3 separate regions of the Mus musculus genome follow, and all the other regions are linked to region 2. Evidence: chromatin loops called from intact Hi-C (ENCODE). Cell type or tissue: heart. All regions are shown on one strand.

Evidence for each region. Peaks named below come from ENCODE experiments on the same cell type or tissue, not always from the same donor. Only the 100,000 strongest peaks of a DNase experiment are listed, where the experiment ranks them.
Region 1: it touches region 2 in a loop (2.0-fold over the local background); 2 of 42 quality-filtered maps call a loop at or near these places.
Region 3: it touches region 2 in a loop (2.2-fold over the local background); 4 of 42 quality-filtered maps call a loop at or near these places.

What each region holds. Positions count from the first base shown.
Region 1 is chr15:62,213,726-62,221,725 of GRCm38, reverse strand. The region is part of intron 2 of Pvt1 (Pvt1 oncogene); the gene reads right to left. It also overlaps the pseudogene Macroh2a3. Among named protein-coding and RNA genes, the nearest start is that of Pvt1, 180 kb to the right of the region's middle. In heart, no CTCF peak of the experiment used is centred here; DNase peaks (open chromatin) are centred at 3,215 and 4,865; H3K27ac peaks cover 2,837 bases; H3K27me3 peaks cover 548 bases.
Region 2 is chr15:62,324,555-62,332,554 of GRCm38, reverse strand. No RefSeq gene overlaps it. Among named protein-coding and RNA genes, the nearest start is that of Pvt1, 290 kb to the right of the region's middle. In heart, CTCF peaks have their summits at 1,199 and 4,067; DNase peaks (open chromatin) are centred at 3,404 and 3,954; H3K4me3 peaks cover 685 bases; H3K27ac peaks cover 2,152 bases.
Region 3 is chr15:62,257,437-62,265,436 of GRCm38, reverse strand. Pvt1 (Pvt1 oncogene) reads right to left here. Exons shown (of 5, transcript NR_132747.1): 5 at 5,222-7,016. Among named protein-coding and RNA genes, the nearest start is that of Pvt1, 220 kb to the right of the region's middle. In heart, no CTCF peak of the experiment used is centred here; DNase peaks (open chromatin) are centred at 3,736, 6,626 and 7,276; H3K27ac peaks cover 895 bases.

The DNA.
Region 1 (8,000 bases), 110 kb after region 2:
TGTTGTGGGTGGGCCACTTATGGAAAAAAGGACTAAGATGGGTCAGGGTGGATGGCTGGTTCTAATTTCAGTCTCTTTTACTACTGTCATGTGACCTTGATGTCATTGGGGACCTCAGCTTATCCCACGGCAGAGTGGAATAGGAATGGACCTGTCAGACAACGTCCATATTTGAGATTAAGCTGTATGTTTGATAGTCACACTGAGGAGTTATGGAAGCTATTATCTAGGCCTCCTGCAACTGCAGAGAGTGAAGGAGACTCAGGTGCACTCTTCCATGAATTTTTACACAGGGGAAAAGAGATCAAGGAGCAGTCATGCCGGCTACATGAAAGTTTTCCTCAGGCCCACCGCACGGGTGTCAGCAAGGGGACCAGGTGGGGCCAGAGATAGGGCAGGAGCTCAGGGTGTGACAGAGGGCTGCCCAGAGAGGCATTCAGATAGGCTATGCTATCTGTGAACAATAGAACCGTTGTCCTGGACCCGAATCTGACAAGAGGGGATAAGACCCCCGGAAACACAAGCCCAGATAACTAGCCAGGGTGGCCTCTCAACACCATCCCCAGCCTGTCTGTTATTTCATTTATGCCATTCATTCATGCACCCTACAGTGTGTATCAAGCACATACCCAGAATTGTATTAGAAGGTGGAGATATGGTGATGAGTGAGACTCTTGGCCCCACTGTCAGGAAGCACAAAGATAAGAATGACTAGTAAGGACCCGTTAGCCTGAGTGTCCCAGAATACAATACCAGAACACATCCTCCTACTTTCAGAAAAAGGTCCAAACTAATGATGGGATGGGACAGGAAGGATGGAGCGGTGACTAGCCAGTAATGGTCCTAGAAGTCCACAGGAGGCAGAAGAGGACCCAGTGGCTCAATGGCTCACTACCTGTCTTAATGGCTCTCCTCTATACCCCACAGCCAGCAGCAAAAGCCAGTGCCAAGGGACCCCTTCTGGGATCTTCCCTTGTCTAGTTAGACATAGCACCTGGAGGCAGGTCCTTTAGACTTGGCCTGATATGCCAGCATCTATATGGGCTGCAGCTTTCATGGATGGATGGACAGATGCAAGGTAAGGAGGGAGAGAAATCGAGTAGTTCAAGAGTTTAGGATGAGGGAAAAAGAAATTCTATGACCTGAGTAAAGGCAGAAGTAGAAATAAAAAGGGGGAAATGGATCAAAAGGAAGAGGCGTGTATAGCCTTAAGGAAAAAAAAAAAAACTATTAAGCACTATGCAGCAAATGAAAAAAATGAGACATGTGCACACACACACACAGACACACAGACACAGACACACACACACACACACGCTCCTCTAAGAAACATGAGTGATGGAAAAAGCAAGGAGGCTGAACTATCTCTTCCTTCCAGCTGTAAATGCAAAAGCTTTGGGAGCCACTGGCAACACAGAGGTGGGCTTGGGGACCAGTCAGTAGGAAGGAGACGAACTTCCTAGGCCTGGATCTCCATCTATAAAGGAAGGCAAGCGGTGCCCTGCTTCTCCTTCTCGAGGCGTCTTGTGATGAGGCTTCTAAGCTTTACTTGCTTCCTGACAACCCTTGTTCTGCTTCCAAAACCCTAATGAGTCAAAGAGGCTTCCCTCATCCATAGCTGGGGTTGGCGGTGATCTGTGAAGGACAACACTGAGTCACAACTAAGCTCCCAGGGCATTGGCCTCTCACCCAACGCACATTTTGTTGCATTACAAAATGTAAATATTTCGCACTACAAGCAAAGGTAAAATGAAAAGGACATGTTTTCAGTCCCCACCCCCATCCCCCAATACAATACCCCTTTCAAGAGGACCAAAACTGTGTCCTAGGAACTACCTGGTCAAGCTCCTCCTGCTCAGACAGGTTAGAGACTTGCCTGGATTATCCCATAACCTGAACCAGAATCAACTCAATAAGCTTTAAGAAGACTGAGGTCTCTACCAACTGCTGAGCCGCTGCCCTTCCCCATCCTAAGCAACTACAGTCGGAGAAAGAAACGGTCCATGGAATCGTCAACTACAGCAAGGCCTTAAGGCTTGCTTATCCTGGGTCCAGCGCAAAGTCCAATTCTGGGAGGAGTGATGCATTCAAGAAAGCACCAGCTCCTAGAGGTGGTTATGTGGGGAAGAGGGAGGAATCCCTTCTCCCTCCCCCCACCCCACCCCCTACTATCCGAGGCCGGGAGTACTGCTGCTCGCCGCCATTGACACGCACAGATACAACCCCAAGAAAGGCAGGGTCCTGCCCAGCACCGGTGGCACGCGGGCCGAACCTGCGGCCGGGATTGGAGCTCACTAGGCCACCGGTCGCCCGGAGCCCGCAGCACAGCACCAGTATTGTGTAAGTGCCAAGAGACCACTCTGTCAGCAAGCTAAGAGGAAAATCGAGGCAAGATGTCAGGCCGGAGCGGGAAGAAGAAAATGTCCAAGCTGTCCCAGTCAGCCAAGGCCGGAGTCATCTTTCCAGTAGGCCGGTTGATGCGCTACCTGAAAAAGGGAACCTTCAAGTACAGGATCAGCGTAGGTGCTCAGGTCTACATGGCTGCGGTCACTGAGTACCTAGCAGCGGAAATCCTGGAGTTGGCCAGGAACGCTGCGAGGGACAACAAGAAGGCCCGGATAGCCCCCAGACACATCCTGCTGGCCGTTGCCAACGACCAGGAACTCAACCAGCTACTGAAAGGAGTGACTATCGCCAGTGGGGGTGTCCTGCCGAGAATTCTCCACGAACTGCTGGCCAAGAAGAGGGACCAAAGGCAAGTCAGAGACAATCCTCTCCCACCCCCAGAGAAAAGAGGAAGGAAGGCCACATCAGGCAAGAAGGGGGCTAAGAAATCCAAGGCCACCAAGCCAGGGACGTCGAAGAAGTCTAAAGCAAAGGACAGCAATAAAGAAGGAACATCAAATTCCACCTCGGAGGATGTGCCGGGGGATGGCTTCACCATCTTGTCTTCGAAGAGCCACGTTCTGGGGCAGAAGCTATCCCTGACCCAGAGTGACATCAGCCATATTGGCTCCATGAGGGTGGAGGGCATCGTCCATCCAACCACAGCTGAGATCGACCTCAAGGAAGAGATAGGGAAAGCCTTGGAAAAGGCTGGGGGTAAAGAGTTCTTGGAAACAGTAAAGGAGCTTCGCAAGTCCCAAGGCCCTTTAGAAATCGCTGAAGCTGCCGTCAGCCAATCCAGTGGACTCGCAGCCAAATTTGTCATCCACTGTCACATCCCCCGGTGGGGCTCTGACAAATGTGAAGAACAGCTGGAAGAGACCATCAAAAACTGCCTGTCTGCAGCTGAGGATAAGAAGCTTAAATCCGTCGCCTTCCCACCGTTCCCCAGTGGCAGAAACTGCTTCCCCAGGCCGCCCAGGTGACCCTCAAGGCCATCTCGGCTCACTTCGAGGACGACTCGGGCTCGTCCTCGCTGAAGAATGTGTACTTCCTGCTCTTCGACAGCGAGAGCATCGGCATCTACGTGCAGGAGATGGCCAAACTGGACACCAAGTAGCTCTCTCCGGCAGCGGGGGCGAAGGAGGATCGGCGTGACATCACAAGAGCGGGGTTTAAAAGGATTGCAGAAGGGTGACAGGGCATGAGAACGGAGGGTGGCTGAGAGGGTGAATGGAGGCGGCGGGAATGGGTCCTGCCTGCCTGGGGAAGGGGTCCAGTGCATTTTATATTCTCTTTACAAAGGGCCTCTCTTCCACAGTTAACCAGATCTCCACCAGGGCTTTCTTTCCATGTGTTTTCCTTCCTGTTGTTTTAGAACTTTTTCAAAAACAAACAAGACAAACAAACATAAAAATAAGCCTTGTTTAGATTTATAGCAGTGACTTTTACACACGCGCGCGCGCGCACACACACACACACACGCACACACACACACACACACACAATCCGTTCACAGTTTCTTTGTCTTTAGGTTCTTCCTTTTTCCAAGAGAAAAGGATGTGACTGCCTAACCTAGGTGTACTGGTTGTCTCCCTCAGTGGAGAAGATGAGAAGAACATCTTGGGGTGCTTTTCTGTTATAGGGTCCCCTCTCTGATACCTAAAATATTTGTAACTACACCTAAAAGGGTTTTTGCTTCGGGATTTTTGTTTGTTGGGTTTTTTGTTCTTTTAAAGAAAAAGAAAAATGAGAAGAAGAAGAAGAAGAAGAAAAAAAGATCCAGTGTTTTTCTTAATTAAAAAAAAAAAAAAAAGAAAGAAAAAAAGCAGCAGTATTCCCTACCCCTACACCCCAGACCTAAAATGTTCCAAAATACAAAATTGGTTGAGGGCCAACATGATAGCTCAAATGGAAAACACTCATCATAAACTTCGTTGCATATACAAATCACTAAAAATGTTACATAATATTACCATCAGGCCATGTGTATTGGAAATATACAAAACATAAAGGTTTAGGGTCCCAGTTTGAAGCTATTTCTAGGCATCCATAGCATTAGGAGGGGGAAAAAAAAAACCCTGATATCCCCGGGACTTGTGTTCCTAAGCATTTCAGCTAGGACAGCTCAACCTGCAGCACTCAATGGCCCAAACACATTGCAACACTGTCTCTGCTATTAGCCAGGGCCTGGTCATCAGAATGACTCTTGCTCAATATTATTCTTTGCTTCACCATTTCCACATGCAAAGGAACAATACTTCTCTTAAAAAAAAAAAAAATCAATTGTCCCCAGCAATCCACCTACACATTCTTGGAAAACTATGGGCTAAGAACTCTGCTTTACCAAGCAAACAAGGAACAAGGAGGGTTGAGAGGAATCCATCGATGCGCCTGTGCTTTCCATTATTCACACCAAGTGTTTTGAGAGTCACTAAGTTCAAATGACCCTGTCCCTTGGGGCTGCAGAACTATTTTTACTCACGCTTGCCAGTACGGAAGCCGCACACGTTGAATAAATGGGATTACTCAGTATGAAGAGACACTAAGTGGCTTCAAGAGGCTGCAGGGTAAAGGAACTGCCAATGGCCTGGAAGAAAGATGCTGGAACAATCAATGCCTGACATAGGAAAAGAATTCCTGGATGTTTTTTTTTTTTGCTGCCTGGGACCCAAAGGGACTTTGATGTGGGGACCATGGGGCATCCAACAACAAATAGGAAAGCCTGCCAGGATCACATCCCAAGCTGCCAGAAAACAATGAAAGAAGATAAATGGCCCTGGCTTCAGGAAAAGGCAACCCTGAGCAATGGGTAGACTTGTAGTAAGTGATCAGCAAGTGGGGGGAGAGGGTGGGGGGGGGCAAGCCTGAAGAGAGAACTAGCATGATAGCTTTTCTCTGTCCTTTCTTGACTACAGGGTGATCACACCCAGCCTGAAAGCTTTAAGTTGGAGGCTTCTACATGCAATCAAATCATATTCATTTCTGCACACATTTCAGGCATTCAAGTTAATCTCTTTGTTCCGTGGATTTACTATTTCCCAGAGGGTGTGTTTGTGTGAGAGAGTCAGAGGACCGAGGAGGACGGAGAGGAGGGGGGTGTTGGCTTACATAATCATGAAAACTCCCAGGCCCAGAATTTGCAAGGCAGATAAGCAGGCAGTTGAAGTCTGCAGGTGGCATGGAGTCAGGACTCCCACTTTCCTTTGCCACAGAGAACGTTAGTCTGTTCTCTTAAAGCCTACAACTGATAGGAACAGGCCCACGGGCCACACCATGAAAAGTCACAAACTTCACTCAGTCTGTATTCATCTAAATGAAGAAACACGTTGGCTCACAGAGGGGATGCATGCTTGCAATCAATCATCCTATATGACACATCAAGACCTTTCTCAAAGCATCAACAATGACAACCACCAAGGGGGTTCAAGAGACCCCCCCCCCAAAAAAAATATAGGCTGCTATCTCATTGCTCTTTGTTGAAGAGTCTATTGCTGAAGACACCACACAGTTCAGTCAGGGCCGTGAAGAAATCATGTTGGCACTGACCTGGAAGCCTCTTTGTGGGTGGGTAGCTCTTAGAGTGCTGGAAGATGCTATGAATGCTGCCAGAAGCTAAAAGTTATCAACAGGTCTAACCAGCTGTAAGCCCTGTGAATTACAATCATCATCAAAACAGCAAGAAGTACCCAATGGAACGATAGCATTTTCATCTGGCTCCTACATACTTATCCCTAGCTTTGTAGAGTGCAACTCTCAGGCCTTGTCAAAACAGCTTCTTTTTGCTGTGTGCAGTAGTTTATCCCCAACAGGTCAACATCCACAGAATAAGTGACCATGGGGCTTCTGTAACTCATCCCCATCACAGAAGAAGGAGCAAAAACCTTGTAAGAGCCAGAGGACCAGAAATTCTGCTGCCAAATAGTTTCTTCTGGACATGACAGAGGTGCGGCACCCAAGAACATTAAGCACCTATGGCTATAAGGACTGCACAGACCCACACTGGTCAAAATCCCAGCATGGATTGGGGAAGATCTCACCTAGCCCAGATCTAGGTTGAACAGCTAAGGGCAGTCAACTGCTATTGATGGAAGGGTCAGTTCCCTCCAGGAATAAGCCCTCTGATAGGTTGATCACACCCCGGTGGGGGCCCTACAGCAGAGTATATGTGCACCACTAATCATAGTTATAACAAAAATAACAGAAAATGAGGATATGAATTTGAAAGTGGGATATGTAGGGAGTAAGGGAGGAGGGTGAAATCAAAATGCATTGAACTCGTGTGGGAGAATCTCAAAACCAAAAATGAAAAACAAACAAACAAAAAAATATACAGCGTACAAATAGTCTCCTTTCTCCCAAGACACCTAAATCGGTATTTCATCAATGTCTGGGTCCCCTGCCCCAGCTAAGGTGATAGGTGATCACTTTAGAGCAGATGCAAACACAGTGATTCTTCCTCTGCACAAATATTCATTTCCATTGGACCCTCTCACTAGAGTTTCAGACATAAGAATTCCACCCCTTACTTGAAAGATGAACAAAATAAACAGCCAAACTCTCCTCTCCGATTCTAAGTAGCAACTCGGGTTTCTAGCTGCTCGAGATTAACCCTTTTCTCCCCAACACTTGGCATCCCAACCACCAGTCGGCTGCATACTGGGGACTCATTCCGAACCTCAGAGCATCTCCCCATGCCTTCCCCACCACTCAGTGTCTTCTTTCCATATCTACAGCAGTCTGGGGGTTCCAACATCCTGCAAAGTGAGCCAGCTGCTTCCAGTCCACCTGCAAGACAATAGCCTGGTTAACATTGTCTCAATGAGAGCAGAAGGAAACTTCTTACCCTGCCCTGTCTCCTCCTTGAGTTGCTACCTTTTTGTTCTTTTAGACTATGTGTCTCCTCCCCAAGTGTCTATCTTAACTCACCCAGACAGGCCATTTCCGGAAACCTACCTAATCTGGAAGATATGGAGTGCTCACAAGATATCTTAGAATTCTGGTCCAAAGGTGGGTGGCGGACACTAACATGGGGACAATAGAGGGGATAGAGTACCACAATGGATTAGGGAGACAGGGTGATATGTTTGAATTTGGCACATGTCTAAAGCAGGCGGTAATGCAGATTATTCTCTGAACTGCATTGAGAAGGGGGAAAAGAGTTGAGAGGCCAGCTAAGGAAAGATCAGAGAGAAAGATGATCGGGTCAGGGGAAGAAAGGAGGTGAAAACCTAAGCAGGTGACCTAGAACTGCTATGAACTGTGCAGCCACGATTTCATACACCGATGCTCAGAAGAATTGCACACAACCAAGTCAGAGAGGAAGAAATGCATTTGACAAGAGGCCAAGGGGAAGAAAGATTGCCATGACCATGAAGAGGGGCTTGGGGTAGCCCAGCCAAACTCCCAGCAAGCAAGGCTCAGCTCCTCTCTACACTCACCTATTCTCCTGCTCCTCCACAGAAGGGCCCTGAGCACACAGAATCAGCAGCAGCAGCATGCGCTGTTCTCATCCCTTGGCTGAAGACACTGAGGAGAAAAGGAAATTTATCTTTCCTTTTCAAAACGGATCCAAGTGAGATATGCATGGTCAACAGAAGGGTGATATAATTACT
Region 2 (8,000 bases):
AAATGACAAATAATTTCTGCCACATCCTGATGTTCCAAGTAAGCCATGGGACTAAACCAAAATAAAGAATTAGGAAAAGAGAGTTAATTTGGAAGCTGTAAAGTATAATAATTATTTTTTGCCCCAGATATGCCCAGTAGTACTTCATAATGTTATGTCCGCAAAAAGCTGAGTGCAGCCACCCTTACCGTGAGTTTGGGTGCACGATCTGGTGACTACTCGGAGATAAGTTAATTAACAACCCTGGACTTTGAGCCCTGAAATGCTGTCAACTAAATTCCTGTCACATTTGTACTTAAGCTGTTGATCTGAACCGAAGTATAATCTCTCCAATTCATGTTAGTCTCTACTGTTTCATCCAGCTTTTATTCCTCTATACCCATCTGATAGCAATGTTTCTTATGTCTCTTTAAGTAATTTGCTCAATTCTGAACATCATTGCAAATATAGTTTAAGTAATACTGTATAGACCACTAATATTGTTCTAATATAGACCTGAGTGACTCTTCGATTCTTTTCTCTGGAGTGAGTGCTGAGCATACATGCTTTTAAATGTGCTAGGCAAGAGCTCTCCCAGTGGTGTGTTGCCAGCCTCTTTTAGGAATATGAAATATTACATGAAGTTATAAAACAGGGGACAGATAGAACCTGGAAGAGGGACTTTTGTGAAATTCATCCTAATATATTTTCTGTCCCTCCCCTCCCCCCAAGGCACATGAAGCCTCTTTAGATAAAACATAAATTGGAAAGAAAAAAAATGAGCAGGCATAATTATCAGTAAAAGTTGCTTTCCCATAGTGACTCAGAACATATACACGTATTGATGGCATATAACTGTGCCACTGCCCCACACTGCCCCAGCTGCTGTTGCCTCTGCTACTGTCTGTTGTATTTCATTTCATTTTTGGACTGTAGGTCATGAACTATTAACTTGATTTTACAACCCAATAACCAGGCCATGCCCCACAGTTGGAACTCACTAGGCATGAAGAACTTAGAAAAAGTTTTTCCACTCTTAAACTTCAGTGGCTGGTGATTCTCTAGCTTCTGGACAAATGATTCTTAATCTGAGGGGCAATGATGTGTAGTACCATAAGGGTGGGATGCCTTCAAGATGAGCCAAAAGGAGGCTCTGGGTCAGCAGGGACCACAAGAACCCAGGGATCCTGAGTAAGTCAGTGGATCATGCTTGCCAGCAGGGTTTGCTCTGGAGTCATGCTACCTAGGCAGAAATGTTCATTGTACCAGTATAGCTCAGGTTATATGGGTTCACTAGTTAATTTGTCTAAGTGTCAATAAGTATGCCCTTTGAAATTAAGGTCTAATCATTGGTATTCATCCTCCAAGGTCATTAGTGGCAAGAAATAAAAAGTATATCGTGAGCTTAAAGCTAGAAACACAGGAAGGCTCCGTAGTGATGATACAGGGGAAGATAGGTTTTGGGGGTTTTTGGGTTTTTTGGGTTTTCTGGTTTTTGGTTTTTGATTTTTTTTTTGTTTTGTTTTGATTTGATTTGATTTGTTGTTTTTTACTGCTTCAAGGTAGCAAGTTTTCTCTTCAGCAAAAGATATCTGTCATGTTCTTCCTTCTATCCTCTACATTTAGTTGCCTAGCAATCTATGTATTCATTTGGAAGTCAAGTACCTTGTAGGGCAGGCTGATCCTAAACTTACCACTCGGTCAAAGATGACAATGAACTCTTGACCCTCCTTCCTCCCCCTCCCAGAGGCTGAGATTGAAGGCCTGTACCACCACATCATCTCACATTCCATTTGAATAGAGACATGAAAGTTACATTACTGTGCGTCCTTCCCCACTCTGTTGTCTTTACTCCCTCACATCCTGAGCCTCACGGTTGTGAAGAGTAGCAAACTCTATCTGGAGAAGCTGCTATGAAACAATGAAGTTTAAAAAAGAAAAGTGTAAGACATAATAAGGGATGAGCAAGGAAGAGTGGCAGGGGGACAGTAAGAAGTGCCCTAATATTATCTAATCAGTGCAGAATCAAGAGTGTTGGGCAAAGCCAAAACTGCATATTCCAGGAATTATTGAAGAACAATTCTAAGTGGTATATGAAATATCAATCACTGTTAGATCATCTGACAGTTACTTTAGCTGTGCAGTGTGGCTATAAAATTCAGGCCCTTGCTTAAAAGTTCTGGCAAGACTGGGTGTGTTCATTACTCTTTAGCATACCTGTGCAGGTGTGCATGTATATGCCTATGTGGGTGTGGATGTGACTGTGTGTACATGAGTATATGAGTGTGTATTTATGTGTGAACAACTCTGTGTGTACCTGTGTGTGTGCAAGTGTGTGTGTGTGTGTGTGTGTGTGTGCGCGCTGAATATGTTGGGCTAAAGAAGTTAGTTCTGATCTGTGTGCCACACAATATATCAAGGTGAGGGGACAATTAGGACAAGTCCCTACACTCCAGGGACCTAGAACAAATCTGTGTGTGTGTCTGTCTGTCTGTCTGTCTTTCCAGCTCCCTTCCTTGTTTACTGAGCTCTTACTATGGAACAGGCACTGAGTATGCACATCATTTCACTGGTTCCTAATCCACATTGTAGCAACTACTCAAAGGCTCTTATTCCTATTTCTAAGTCTACCAGATGTTAAAAGGCAGAGTACAACTTAAGTCTCTGTTAAAAGAATCTCCCAGTTCTACTTCCACAGGCTAATAGCGGTTGATAGTAAAACCATCTAACAAGACACGGATGTCAGCCACATAGCTGCTGCTGTATGAATAGGGTAGGAGCCACACCTGAGTTTGGATTCTTGCTCAACATGTAGTGACTCTCTGTGTGTGTGTGTGTGTGTGTGTGTGTGTGTGAGAGAGAGAGAGAGAGAGAGAGAGAGAGACAGAGAGAGAGACAGAGAGAGAGACAGACAGACAGACAGACAGACAATCAGAAAGGCTGATGATATAATGGTATATTTGGGAAACTATTTAAGAACACATAGAGGCCTACAACCCTGAAAGGACATCTGTTTCAATCCCCTTACTTTATAGTTGAGAATATCAACACTATGTAAGAACAAGGGCACAAGAACTCCCTGCCTGAACTCCTCAGGGAGAGATTGACACCAGTAGGACCCCTGGTTTCTGATACCCACTTAGCTCCTTGCTTTTTCTGAGATTTCATTCCATGTCACAGGCAGGCTTTCGACTGCCCTTCCTCAAATCAAAGGAAATATCTGTTCCCCACCAAGCAGATTCTTGTGAAAGAAATCTTGTGAAAGCACCTCTCATCTGTTTTCCCTCTATCTGTGCATTGATGGAGGTCAAGTGAAGGTCAGGGAATGCCCCGATGACTGGACTTCTGGGTCTCCACACCCAAGAATGCAGCCAAGCTTCAAATAAATCAGACTGCGAGCAAGAATTCAGACGGGCTCCCCCAAGTTCCAGGCTTCCTTTTCCTGGTAGAAGTCATCAGCTGTCTTGTTGCTAGGAGACCAGTGGAGGTGGAAAGTAAAATAGCCATAGTTTTCTAACTTATCTGAAAATGCAGTTTGTCTTTGCTCCCTTGGGGGTTCAGCTTCCTTAAGAGCAGGCTATCACAGCCAGGCAGAGAGAGACCTTTCTTCCTTCCTTCCTCTCTTTCTTTCTTTCTTTCTTTCTTTCTTTCTTTCTTTCTTTCTTTCTTTCTTTCTTTCATGAAATGGATAGAGCTTTTCCTGGGCATAGAGTGTCATACAGCAGAGACCAGGGAGCTGCCAATTACTGATGCAATGTTTGGGAAAGAGTTGCTGAGCACACATGACTCAACAAAATATGACAATTTGCGTCCCTATCTCTTGGAAAGTTGTACTTATCAGAACCAATAAGAGCGGTGCGGTCAGTAAGCACACGGAGCTGTATTTATCATGAGGGAATTGAGTAGGAATTAAAGCCCCGAGGATTGTGAGTGGAGGAGATGATTTGAGTCACTATCTGTCCGGGACTTTCCTTTTCGGTGGCATTCCAATAGCACAGACCTCACCCTGGCAAACCATAGCATTGCTCAATATTAAAAACATTTGCCTGGAATGCAGGACATGTGAACTCAGACACCCCCTACAGCTTCACAGTGTGATCCCAGCATGCTGCATTCACTGTAAACACCACGGCTTTCAGGAGAACAAGGACAGTGCCCAGAGGTGACACAAACCACAGGCAGAGAGTGTGGCAACAAGAACCTTCCCAGCCTTCGCACAGCACTTAACACCACCCCACTGATGACCCTGGCAGAGATGGAAAGGGATCCCATGGGAGGAAACCAGTGCATTCTTTTACCCTTAGAAGAAAGTAAGAATGGAAACTGATTTCCTCTTTCTCTGGTGGTGTGCTTGGTTGTCTGAAGCAGAAAAGTATAACTGAAAGGAAGGAAGCAAGGAAGCAAGGAAGCAAGGAAGCAAGGAAGGAAGGAAGGAAGGAAGGGAGGAAGAGAGAGAGAGAGAGAGAGAGAGAGAGAGAGAGAGAGAGAGAGAGAGAGAGAAGAAAAGAAAAGAAAAGAAAAGAAAAGAAAAGAAAAGAAAAGAAAAGAAAAGAAAAGAAAAGAAAAGAAACGAAAAGAAAAGAAAAGAGAAAAGAGAAGGAAGGGAAGAAGGGAGAAAACAAGGAAGGAGGGAGAGAGGGAAGTAAGGGGCCACACAATTTACTCCCAACAAACGTTAGGAGAGTAAATAATGAGGTCATCAAACTCCCCATCCTTTTCTTGTCTAGGGATCCTCCCAGTTCAGCTGAGACAAAGTAGCAACCCTTGTTAAACTTGCTAAACTGTGAGTGAGAATATAACTCTGCATACTCTAAAGCCTATTTAATCTGTGCAGTGTCTGCCAGAGCTCAGGGGTTTGCCAGTGCAGGGCTAAAGGCAGACACAACATTTCTGACTGACTACAGCAGGTCACTGCCCACCCTGCCCCCACCACCACTTTCAAAGTCAGAAGAGAAACTCTCCTCACACACTGCTGACTGCTCAGGCCAGCTGTCAAAGACGATGTCCACTCTTTCACACAGGACAGCAATTAGCCAAAATCATCCCAAATTGCTGCCACTGAAAATCTCTAATTGCCCATCGGGGTTTGTGGTTTTGTCTACAAAGAGAGTCATACAGAAGGGGCAACTAAAGGGCTGTGCAATGAGGGTTTCTAGGCAAGCTTAAGCATGCGTCTTCCGAAGCAGAGGGTCAAGCTCAGGAAGACGAAAGACATAGAATGTAAAGGTGACCTTTATAGTCTCAAACTCTGGAGGAAGTAGAGAAGCATGAGGTCAGAAGACAGGCTCATAATCCCACTGACATTGGCAGATCCCAGCACAGTGTTGGTTGTAGACTATGTGACATAGTCACTATATTTAAGGAAGAATCAAAATGTGGCGTCAACAGAAGAAGTGTCACTTCTGGAGTTCACTCATACCCATCATATATGACCTTGGGTAAGTCAAGGCTTCCTCCTGGGACGATCTTGTCCTTCTTCTTAGATTTTCCATGTTGGGTTCCTCCCGTGTGAAATGCCTCTCCAGCATTTCCTAGGAAACTGTTATCCCCACTATTCTGCTTTGCTCCTGGTGATGGGATCACCAAAGAAACTCAGAGGAGGATGGTAGTATTCCAGCTTTCACTTCTAGGCCAGTGAACCAGTCAAGGCAGCAGGAACTTCTAAGCAGCTAGTCAAGGGCAGGAAGGGAATGAATACATGTATGATTGGTCAACTCAACTTCTCCGCTGCTAAACAGGCCTGGAACTAAAGCCAAGAAACGGTGCCATCTGCATGATTAGGCCCTAGGTTAATGTTGAGAGTCCTTCTTGATCACTCTCCACCTTATCTTTTGAGACAGAGTCTCTCAGTTGAGCCCATATCTGCCCTATGTGTGCTTACATGGATGTACTAAAATCTGTTCACCCAACTGTAGTATCTTGAAGCTCAGAAAACAAAGTTCAGGCTGCAGGGAAAGTTCAGGCTTGTAAACTGCTTGCCACGTGAATTCAAAGAGCTGAGTTCAAATCCCCAGAACCCAAGTAAAAAGCTGAGTGTTTGAACGTGTATATGTAATCTCAGTGCTACTATGACAAGATAGGCAATGGAAATCCAAGAAAGTCAAGACTCTCATGGGCCAGTGAGGCTGCCATACTTAGCCCAAAGGGAAATTAAGTAAGATGTTACAAGGTTGTCCTCCGACTTCTACATGTGCATTACAGCAAGTGTGCAATAGACACACCCATGCCTCATACAAAGAAAGATGGAAAGAAGGAGAAGGGAGGAAGTGGGGAATGAGGAAGAGGGAGGGGGAGGAGAAGAAAATGAAACTCAAAGAATGTATTAAGCCACAAGTGAAAAAGCAAAGATGAGACCCCAGATCTACCAGATCTGCCAGCTCTTATATCTGTTCTCTGCTTTCTGTCCTCACATCACCATCCCCTGTCTTCTAGCTTCCCCTAGGATCCCAGGATGATGGTATTCTCCCTGGACTAGCCTTTCTGCTTACCCACTATCTCATTAGCACCAGCACCTCTATCCAGATGAGGAGCAAGAGACAAATGCTAAGTCCATGCCTGAGCCTCTACAGTGTTAAATAGATGTGACTGGTAGCTCCTCACTACCATATCATGAAGCTTATTCTTGTACTTCCTCATAATCAATGGTATGATTTGAATGTTCTTCCACCTGCTATCTCAATAATTAGTTCACTCAAAAAAAAAAAAGAGCTAACAAATATAAAACAAAAAACAACTAGAGGATAGAAGACACGTGCTAGTATGAAAATTCTGGGGTTTTAGTGAAACTGTGCCCAGAATGAGTCAGCAGGGAGATGTAGATGACAGGAGAGACTCTGTGTCAGCCATCATCAATGAACTAGTGCACCAAGAATGGTAAAAGCTATTGGAGGTCCAGAGAAATATCTTTGACTCTCTGCCTCTTCACTTACAGAGTGCAGACAATGATAGAGAAGATGTATACAGACTGCTCAGAGGAGTACCATGCATACAGCTAGCATCCCCAACACAAAGCCAGTCATCACTCTCCCAAGAAGATAAAGGAGCAAACACCATCATGGTTCTTGTGTTACAAATAATGAAACTCAGGTGTCAAAAGACAGACACAAGCCAGACCAGTTTGATTCTGAAGTCCATTTCCATAACCACTAAGTTATACTTCCTCCCCTTATAGAGAATTTAGAACAAGAAAAGCCCCCATATTCTCATGACCCCAAGATAAACACTTTTACCCTTCTTCACACTTTCAGATTTTCTTCCATATATAAATGAAGACTGTGACATTCCGATCTGCCCCCTGCTCTTTACATCTGTCATTCTTCCCTTGTTCTCTGTTTGGGATTCAGTTCCACAGCCATCCTGATATCATTTGCTCATGTGAACATGGTGTGATCTAAAGGTTGGACATATTACATTTCCCACAGTTGTAACTGGCAACACACCGAACATCCTTATTCTTGAATCTTTGGCCTCAGCTATGGTTGGTTAAGGAAATGAAGGGTTGCCACTGATCCTAAGCTCTCATCTGGTGGAGACTGAGACTTTAGTCTTTGTGCTTGAAAAAAGTGCAGAGATCGCATGTCATCCTGCCTGGAGAAATAAGAGGCCAGAACCTGGAATGTAGTTGTATTGGTATGCTCACATGATAACTGCCATGGAATGGGGGCTAGATTGTCTCTAAAGGTCTTATTTTAGAGTAGCAGTTCACAACCTGTGGGCTAAGACTTCTTTGTGGCCACATATCAGATATCCTGAAAATCAGATATTTATCTTATAATTTGTATTAGTTTCAAAATTGCAGTTATGAAGTAGTAATGAAATAATTTTATGATTGAGGGTCACCACAACCTGAGGAACTGTATTAAAGGGTTTCTTCATTAGAAAGGTGGAGAACCACTGCTCTAGGACAACCTGCTTCTGTGGAAAGATAGGTTCAAATCACAGAGGATGGATTGTCCATCCCCAGGAAATGAGCAGTCCAACTAAACTCAGATATGCTAAATATGCTGGATCATACTTGCCAT
Region 3 (8,000 bases), 67 kb after region 2:
TATCACAAAGTGCTGACATCTGGGTGACTTTAGACAACAGAGATGAATTATGAAAACAATGAGTGAGCAGAGTCCTGTTCTTCCTGACTCCACAGGGAACACCTCTTCCTCATACCTGCTAGATCCTGCAGTCCATGGCTTGTGGAAGCACCAGTTACGTTCCTGCCTCCCACTGCCTGTAACCTTCTTGCCATATGTATTCTTCAGTGTAACCCTAGCTGAACTTAGCATCTACAAAGGTCACATTCACAGGTTCTGAAGGTTAGGATTTGACCTTACCTTCAGGAGTGTAACAGTTAATCATTATTATCTTGGCTGCATTTACAGTCCCTGAGAGGCTGACCACATTCTGGGATTGTCTAAGGGTCACAGAAAATTAAGCAAAGGGGAAGACTCCAATCTAAGGGGGATGTTGCTAGAAGACCAAACTTTTACCTTTCCCCACATCTCATCTCCATGTTTTAGGCTGTTCTCCTCCACCTGCCCTTTAATGATAGGCTAACCCTTCCGACACCATACACTGAAATAAATTCTTTCTCTTTTAAGTTTCTGTCAAGGTTTAGTAACAAAAGCTATCTCAGACAGGAAATCAGTTCCACACATTACACACAGAGCAACAGAGTGGCATAGGCAGTGGCAAAGCCCAAGCCAGGCAGGAAGAAGCCAGCCTGTCCCAAGCTGGGCAGGAAGGGAGTCCCGTGGGCAGCACACTGATCATGTTGTACCAGGAGAGGGAGGAGAGAATGACAAAGGAACTGACCAGCTCTTCCTCCTCTGATAAAGGCGATCATTGGTCCTAGCTCATACTGGTGTTTGTCCCAGAGAGGTAGCTGTCTTGACAGGGAGTCTTATACCAGGTTCTTCCACACTTTAAAACAGCACCCCACTTGTGACTGACCTGACACTCTATGGCTTTCAGATGGGAGAAAATTGTTCTTAGCAGTAAAATGGAGACTGAGGAGAAAGTATCCCTGTGACATCCTGGCAAACATCAGAAGAGAATAGGGAGCATCCTTCTGTCAAAAAAAAAAAAAAAAAAAAAAGGAAGTAGGGTATCTTGGGGTCCAGGAGCAAAGGGTTATGTCAGATATTAATGTTTCTCTTCTGGGCAGGCTTCTTCTGATCTAAGGCTACCCGATATTCATTCCCAAATAGCTATGTAGAGCATCTCTTATGTGCACTTCTTCCTGACAGACAAGCCAAATCTCTGTTTCCTAGAGATTATTATACCATGGGCAAAGAAATGGGCAGAGTAGCTGAAACATGTGAGGCACTTGAAAAAGCACCAAGCTCACTAGAGGACAGTAAAGCTATCCAGAGGACTCACGGGCATCATCAGATGCTGGGAAGTCTGAATGTTATCATGGGGATATTGTTATCTGGCCCAGAGGAGGAACTGAGCAATGAAAAGAAAGAGGAGTCATCATTTACAAAGAACCTGGGACAGAATTCTACCCTGAACTGCAGTTAGAGGGGAGAGAGAGCAGGATGACATTAGGAGATGGTAAGCCAGAGTCCAGGGTGTTATGATTATTTAAGCCCCATCTTTGTAAAATGTGAGAAACTTAGGGCTTGAGAAGCTGTTGGGGTCTTGTAGTAGGACTTCCATTTTCGAAGGTTGCCTAGCTTTGCCTTAAGAATAACTATTGAAAGGTAAAGCAGAAACAGGAACAAGAATCCAATGGCTGTGTTAATAATCTAGGCAAGGGGAATGTGGCTGGACCATGGTAGGAACAGGGGGGAAAATGTGAAACTGTCATTTTGGATATGTCCTGCTCATAGATTGGACATGTAAGAGGACAGTCCAAGAAGGGCTTATTCCAAACTCTAATAGGGACTGAAAAATGCAGGATCAGGAAACTGCAAGAGAGGAAATGGAGAAGACCTTCAGTATCTGAGGCCATAAGACACTGAGCAGAAGCACGGAAGAAGCAATTGGGGGACATTTGACAGAAGTCAGGCCTGACAAAGGAATGTTCCAAGTACTTGACTGCAGATAGGAGAGGGCAAACAAGGATCAAAGCTATGGATAGGAACAATCTGGAAGACAGACAAGGATTTGGGTCACAAGAAGTCAGTTTTCTTCCCATAGTGCTCCAACTGGGATTTTAGGTAGGTTGTCTCCCTGTTCTGATCCCTAGACTCCTCTAGGACTCAAAATAACAGCTCACAGCTTACCATCTCCAATCTCTGAATTCTAGTATCAGCTTCACTAACTTTAAGTTCCTGATGTTGCTGGCTAGGAAGAGTACTGTAAAGACAGGCCATGCCTTGGAACTCTTTCTAGAACACAATGCTCTTCTCTGTAGATTATCTCATTTTTCTCTGCCACATTGCACCAAAGCCCTTGGATTTCTGGGCTTCCACTCTTCTAAGCAAACCTTTGTTTGAGTGTTCCCAGTCCCAAGGCACACACACTGACCCTGCTCCAGTCCCTTCTTTAGACCATTCTCCACTCAGAAGCCACAGTGATTTTAAAATAAAAGCCTGGTGTCTCTCAAACCTGTGGGCCCACCTCCCCTTTCCCTGCATTGCCAGCTCCTTCAAACCTTGGCTTGACTATCCTGTCCCCAGAAAGAGACTCAGTTGAAGCCCATGCCAAGTGGATGTGTTCTGCTTTAATTCTCTTTCCCTTCATTGCTTATCTTTGTTCTTCTTAAACCCAAGTTAGTTATCTCCTTATGTTTCATCTGAAATTTGACTCGGATCTGTGTCCGCCACTGGCCACATGCTCAGCCGAGCAGAGCCTCATCCATCTTGTGTCATCGTGTCGATCACCAGAACCAAGCTGGTGGTGAACCAAGAGCAGGTGTCCAGGTGCTATTTAAATAAATGCACATTTGCATAAATATGTAAAATATTTAACAAGACTTTTTAAAGAAAGAGGAAAGGAAAAAGGAAGGAAGAAGAAAGAGAGGGAAGGAAAGGAGAAGGGAGAGGAAGAAGAAAATAAAGACAAAAGTTTAAAAGGAGGGAGGAAAGGGTAGGGAGGTGAGGGGGAAATGAGGAAAGAAGGAAGAAGGGAAGCAAGGAGAAAAAAGTAGAAAAGAAAGGAGGCTAATTTTGCTTATTTGAATATTCTTTAGTGATTATATGTCACTCTTTTTTTATTGGTTATTTTATGTATTTACATTTCAATTTTTATCCCCTCCCCAGCTTCCCCTCTGCAAACCTCCTATCTCATTCCCCCATCTCCCCTGCTTCTATGAGGGTGATCCCCCCACCCACCCACCCACTCCTGCCTCACTACCTTAGCATTCCCCTACGCTGGGGCATCGAACCTTTACAGGACTAAGGACCTCCCCTCCCATTGATGCTCTATGTCACTCTTGAAAAAAGAAAAAAAAAAAGACTGACATTCTGTTTCTGTGTATAGAGAAAACTGAAGGAGGCTTCAAGGTCAGTCGAGGTGACTATCAAAGGGGAAAGCGTTGAGTAAAGAAGGCTTCCAGCAGAGGAAGGCCTGGAAAAAGGTGGTCCCTGCAGGCTGGGAGGACATTTCTTCTGCTATGTGTTCACAGTGACCTGGACAGTATCCCAAGAGCCACCCCTTTCAGAGAGAGAATGACAACATTCTGCCAGGATTCTTGAGAAGATTTGCTTGGCGGTCTCTGAAAGAGGTCTCTTGGATTCTATTTCCTTCATTCCAAAGTGTCCCTGGAAGCTCTCTGCCTCAGAAGACCCAGGAGGAGCATGTGGCTCTGTGTCACCATGTGTTACCATATTTGGATGATCAGAGGGAGAGGGCCTGGGAGGACAGCCAAACTGCTCTTTTCTGGGTGGCCCTAAGTGAGTCACTTTACCTCAGAACTCTAGCTGCATGTAAACTGGAGTTCTGATTCTCTCTCCCCGTATACCTCTAAGAGGGCAAGGGTAAAGATATTGCTTTCTAGAAAGCAGCCACTCACAAACACCAGCAATACAAGTTCTGCGGGACTAGAATCAAGTGCAGGAGTTCATGCCTGTGCTAGGAGTAAAAACAAAACAAAACAACAGTGTTCTTGCTCACAGGTCCAGGACCTCTGAAGTTCCATGGCCAGGGCAGAAGCACAAGGGATCCTACTCTCAAGGACCTCTCATTGGAAGCTATTAGCCTACCGGCAAAAGTGTTCTCAGAGTAAGCCACCCTCTACACACTCAGAAACAGTTCTAGATCATTTACAATGGACCACAAATGAGACAGAGAAAGCTCACTGATCACCTGAAAATCTTGACTGGCCAACCAAGCTAAGCCTTGAGCTTGGCTCCTTCCCTGAGTCTCAGATATGGGGTTCTCAGTGAGTTCTGTAGGCTATAGATATCCCTGTGTAGTCTTGTGCTAGAGGTGGAGGAACTTGAGAGCTTATTATTCTCTGGATGGGGGAAAAAAGAAAAAGAAAATTGTCTAATAGCTATATTATGCTGTGACTCTGACCCATAGGATTGCTTGGCTAGCAACAGGACAAGCAGCCTCCAGGACCAGATCTCAAGGTACTTCACAGATGCTTCTTAGCCTAGGAAGATGTCCCTCACTAGGCCAGAAACAAGGTCCTACCTAATTAGCTCTCAGTGGTGGCTGTTGACCATTATAGAGATTAAGAGCACATAGCAGAGATCTTTTTAAACGTCTCACATCTAAACTATAGTAAAGATTCTAAATGTTATCTAACAACTCTGTTGTGCTCTGAGCAATAGACATCTCATGCTTCAGCCACCATGAGAACCAGATTAGTGGACATTGTTGTGGCCATTTTAATGATGGGGGAGTTGACTCCAAGAAGACCAAGGTGCCATTTGGGATGCTGGAAAAGAAGAGCACTCTGTATATTCTCTATTCTCTCCTGGACTCTGTCCTGGACTTCCTAGCATCCCAGCCTTTGAATCTATGAAGTAGACTCTACTGTGTTATGTCCATTTTAGTTCCCTGGCCCTCTTATAGGGCATAAGGTCAGTCCCTAAAGAAAAGGCCAGCAGTTAACAGGTGGGTTCAGTTTCTCTTTAGACAGAAATGAAAGTAACACCTTACAAGGGAGAACAGGGCCAGGACAGAGTTAAAAGGACAAAATAAAGTGACGATGAAACTCTAACTATCATAGAGAAAGCAAGCAAAATATGGACCTCAAGGTGACCAGCTCACTTCTGATTTCTGACTTATAATTGCCCCAAGCACCTGCGCAAGAAAAAACAAAATCCATGATCACTGTCAGACAAGGTGGCCTTGATATGTAAAACAGGAGCCCAATTTTTGTAACCAAGTGCCACATAGTTTTTATTTTAGGCTTCACGGCCATATCTCTCTCATGACTATTAAATTTACCAGTGCGGGAGCAAAGAAGCTCGACGACATCATATAAAACCGTGAACACCGCCATGTTCCAATAAAACTTTAATGCAAGCAGGAGGAGTTGTAATTAGTCAGATCCTGGTTTAGAACGGGCACAGGCAACTATCCAAGAAGATTGTGCCAGGAACTCCAAAGACTCTACTATCTCTTCCAAAACAAGTGTTTACCAGTCAATCGCCAGAGCCCAGGCCCTACTCTAGGCTCTGGGATTCAGCACATAGAACACAGGCAGGAATTCTATTCATACCCCTTACCAGGAGAAGCATCATCCGCACTCCTCAGATAGGAAACAAAGATGCTGGTAGGGAACGTGCCAGGGCTCATGAGAACAGAGTTGGGCCTCCAGAGAAAACGATGAGCATGAGATCTTAGAAATCCAGGCTACTTCTCAGAGCATAACCAAGACTCAGTTCCAACGTGGAGACTATGTTTCCACTTCCATCCGAGGTAAGAGGCCCTCCCTCTATTGTAGGTTGTTCCTGAGCTGCTTAGGCCAGTGCTTTTGCCAGGAAGAAAGAAGTAGAGGACACTTCCAACCTGGGAGAAGCCCAGAAGACGCTCTTCTCTAAAGAGAACGTGTCCCTTGTATGAATGATGCAGACATCCAGAGGACAGGGAGGGCTGCAAGTCCACTTAGCTGGAGATTCGGAACTGACAGGCATAGCCTTGCCTGAAGGCCAGGCCTTTATCCATCTTAAGATGGCTTGGACCTGTGAAAGGAATTCTGATAGGAAGAATATAGAGATGGCTGCCTGGCTGCCTCCAGGAGTTTGACACACACTGTGCCACACACAGTAGGCAGCTATGCCCCTGTTTCTGTGTCCAACTCCAGGCTATGGCCAGGCAGGACATGTCATGGCTGGTCAGCATGGTTGTACCTACTCAGTTGAATCATTAAGCAAGAGCTAGAGCTATGGACACCATGCTTATATAATACAGACAGAATGAAGACAGGGAAACTGAGGCCCAGGAGCCACTAGGGATCTCTGCAAATAACAATGCTCCAGGCACCATAGTAAACTTTTTCTGAAGATCGCTAAGGATATTGAATCCTCACAATGGCACAGTGCACTCTTATACGTCACTGCCCTAGTGTTTTTTCCTATTGCTGTGATAAACACCACGACCAACAGTAACAGAGAGGAAAGAAGGGTTTGTTTGGCTTACATGTTTGCATCAGTCATTCGCTGAGGAAATTAAGGGCAGGAGCAGAGACAGGGACCATGGAGGAGACCTACTTACTGGCTTGCTCCCAGGCGCATGCTTAGCTTCCCTTCTGATATAAGCCAGGACCCCATGTCCAGGAGATGGCACCACCCACAGTGGGCTAAGCTGTCCTCCATCAATTAGCAACTATGAAAAGGCCTCAGAGACATGCCTACGGGCTAATCAAATGTAGGCAACTCCTCAACGGAGATTCCTTCTTCCCAGGTACCAGGGAATATCAAAGTGACCAAAAAGCAAATAGCAGAGCCATGTGTACTGTAACCTATATTGTCAATCAGTGTGTTGTAGGTGTGACCGTGGTTAGAAACCTTAAGCATGAGCCATTTCCGGGGTTGTTCTTGCTCTCCTTATGAAGAGGATAGTGAGGATGAACTCAGGCTGTTTAGCACTATCCATCTTTTTCCCCAACACGCTCATGTCCTTTAATATTTGACTCCTGTTGGAAAACCACACTGGAGAGCCGAGCCTGTAGGAAAAAGAAAGTGGAGAAGGTAAAAGAATTGTCTTGGAGCCACTGAAGACCTAAGCTTTTCCCCTTCTAGTCCCCCAGAAGGGGAAAGAAACTGTATTTGCCAGCAGACTTAGGGATGGTTCTGAATAAAGGTTTGCACGCTTTTCCAGAGTGCAAACAATGCTAGCTAGGGACAGCCCTGAGGCTCATGGGCACACAGGCTTAGCAGGCAAGGAGGCGGGGCTGGATGGAGCTGGACAGGACCCAGCACACAGCTTTGTATAATGAGCTCAGTCAGCCCTGTGGGGTCACTCCAGAACACCAGGGCAACCTCCGTACCAGAAAAACAAACTCATGATCCCTGGCCAGGCAGGCACCATCCAAAGAGTAAACAGGAGTGATCACACCCCAGGGACCCCCCCCCCCCAATACTCCTCCCTGTCCTGTTGGGCTAATAATAATCTCAGTAAGTAACATGCACAGTGGATTAATGTGTCAGGCACATGGGCCCAGGGGCTTGTATACACCTTTTTAACCATCAGAAAGCCCTTGGTGTGAGTGGACAGGAAAAACAACTTCCAGCATTCTGCGGCAGCATACAGGAAAGAGGAGCTACAACATATCACAAGAGAGCCGCCAGGTTGTGACTGTTTCCATACACAATGATGTTTTTGAGATGATTGACAACTCATTAGCCTGACCCCAATTGTACGTTTGCATGTATTGAGATGCCTTACCACACCGATAAATATACACAATTACCATAAAATATGGGAATGATTAAAAAAATATCCATTTTACAAGTGAGAAATTAGGATTCACGGGTCCCTTAAGCTATATAATAGTAGAATGTAAGTGAGACTCTAGGCTGCTCCAGTGACTGCCACATGAGGTTGGGTTGCTGGAGCTGGCACAGTGAATGCATATACACAGATAAGCATGTCACTAAGGAGCCTTGTCTCATTGGTAAAATGGGACCACAGGTTCTAGGCTGGCATT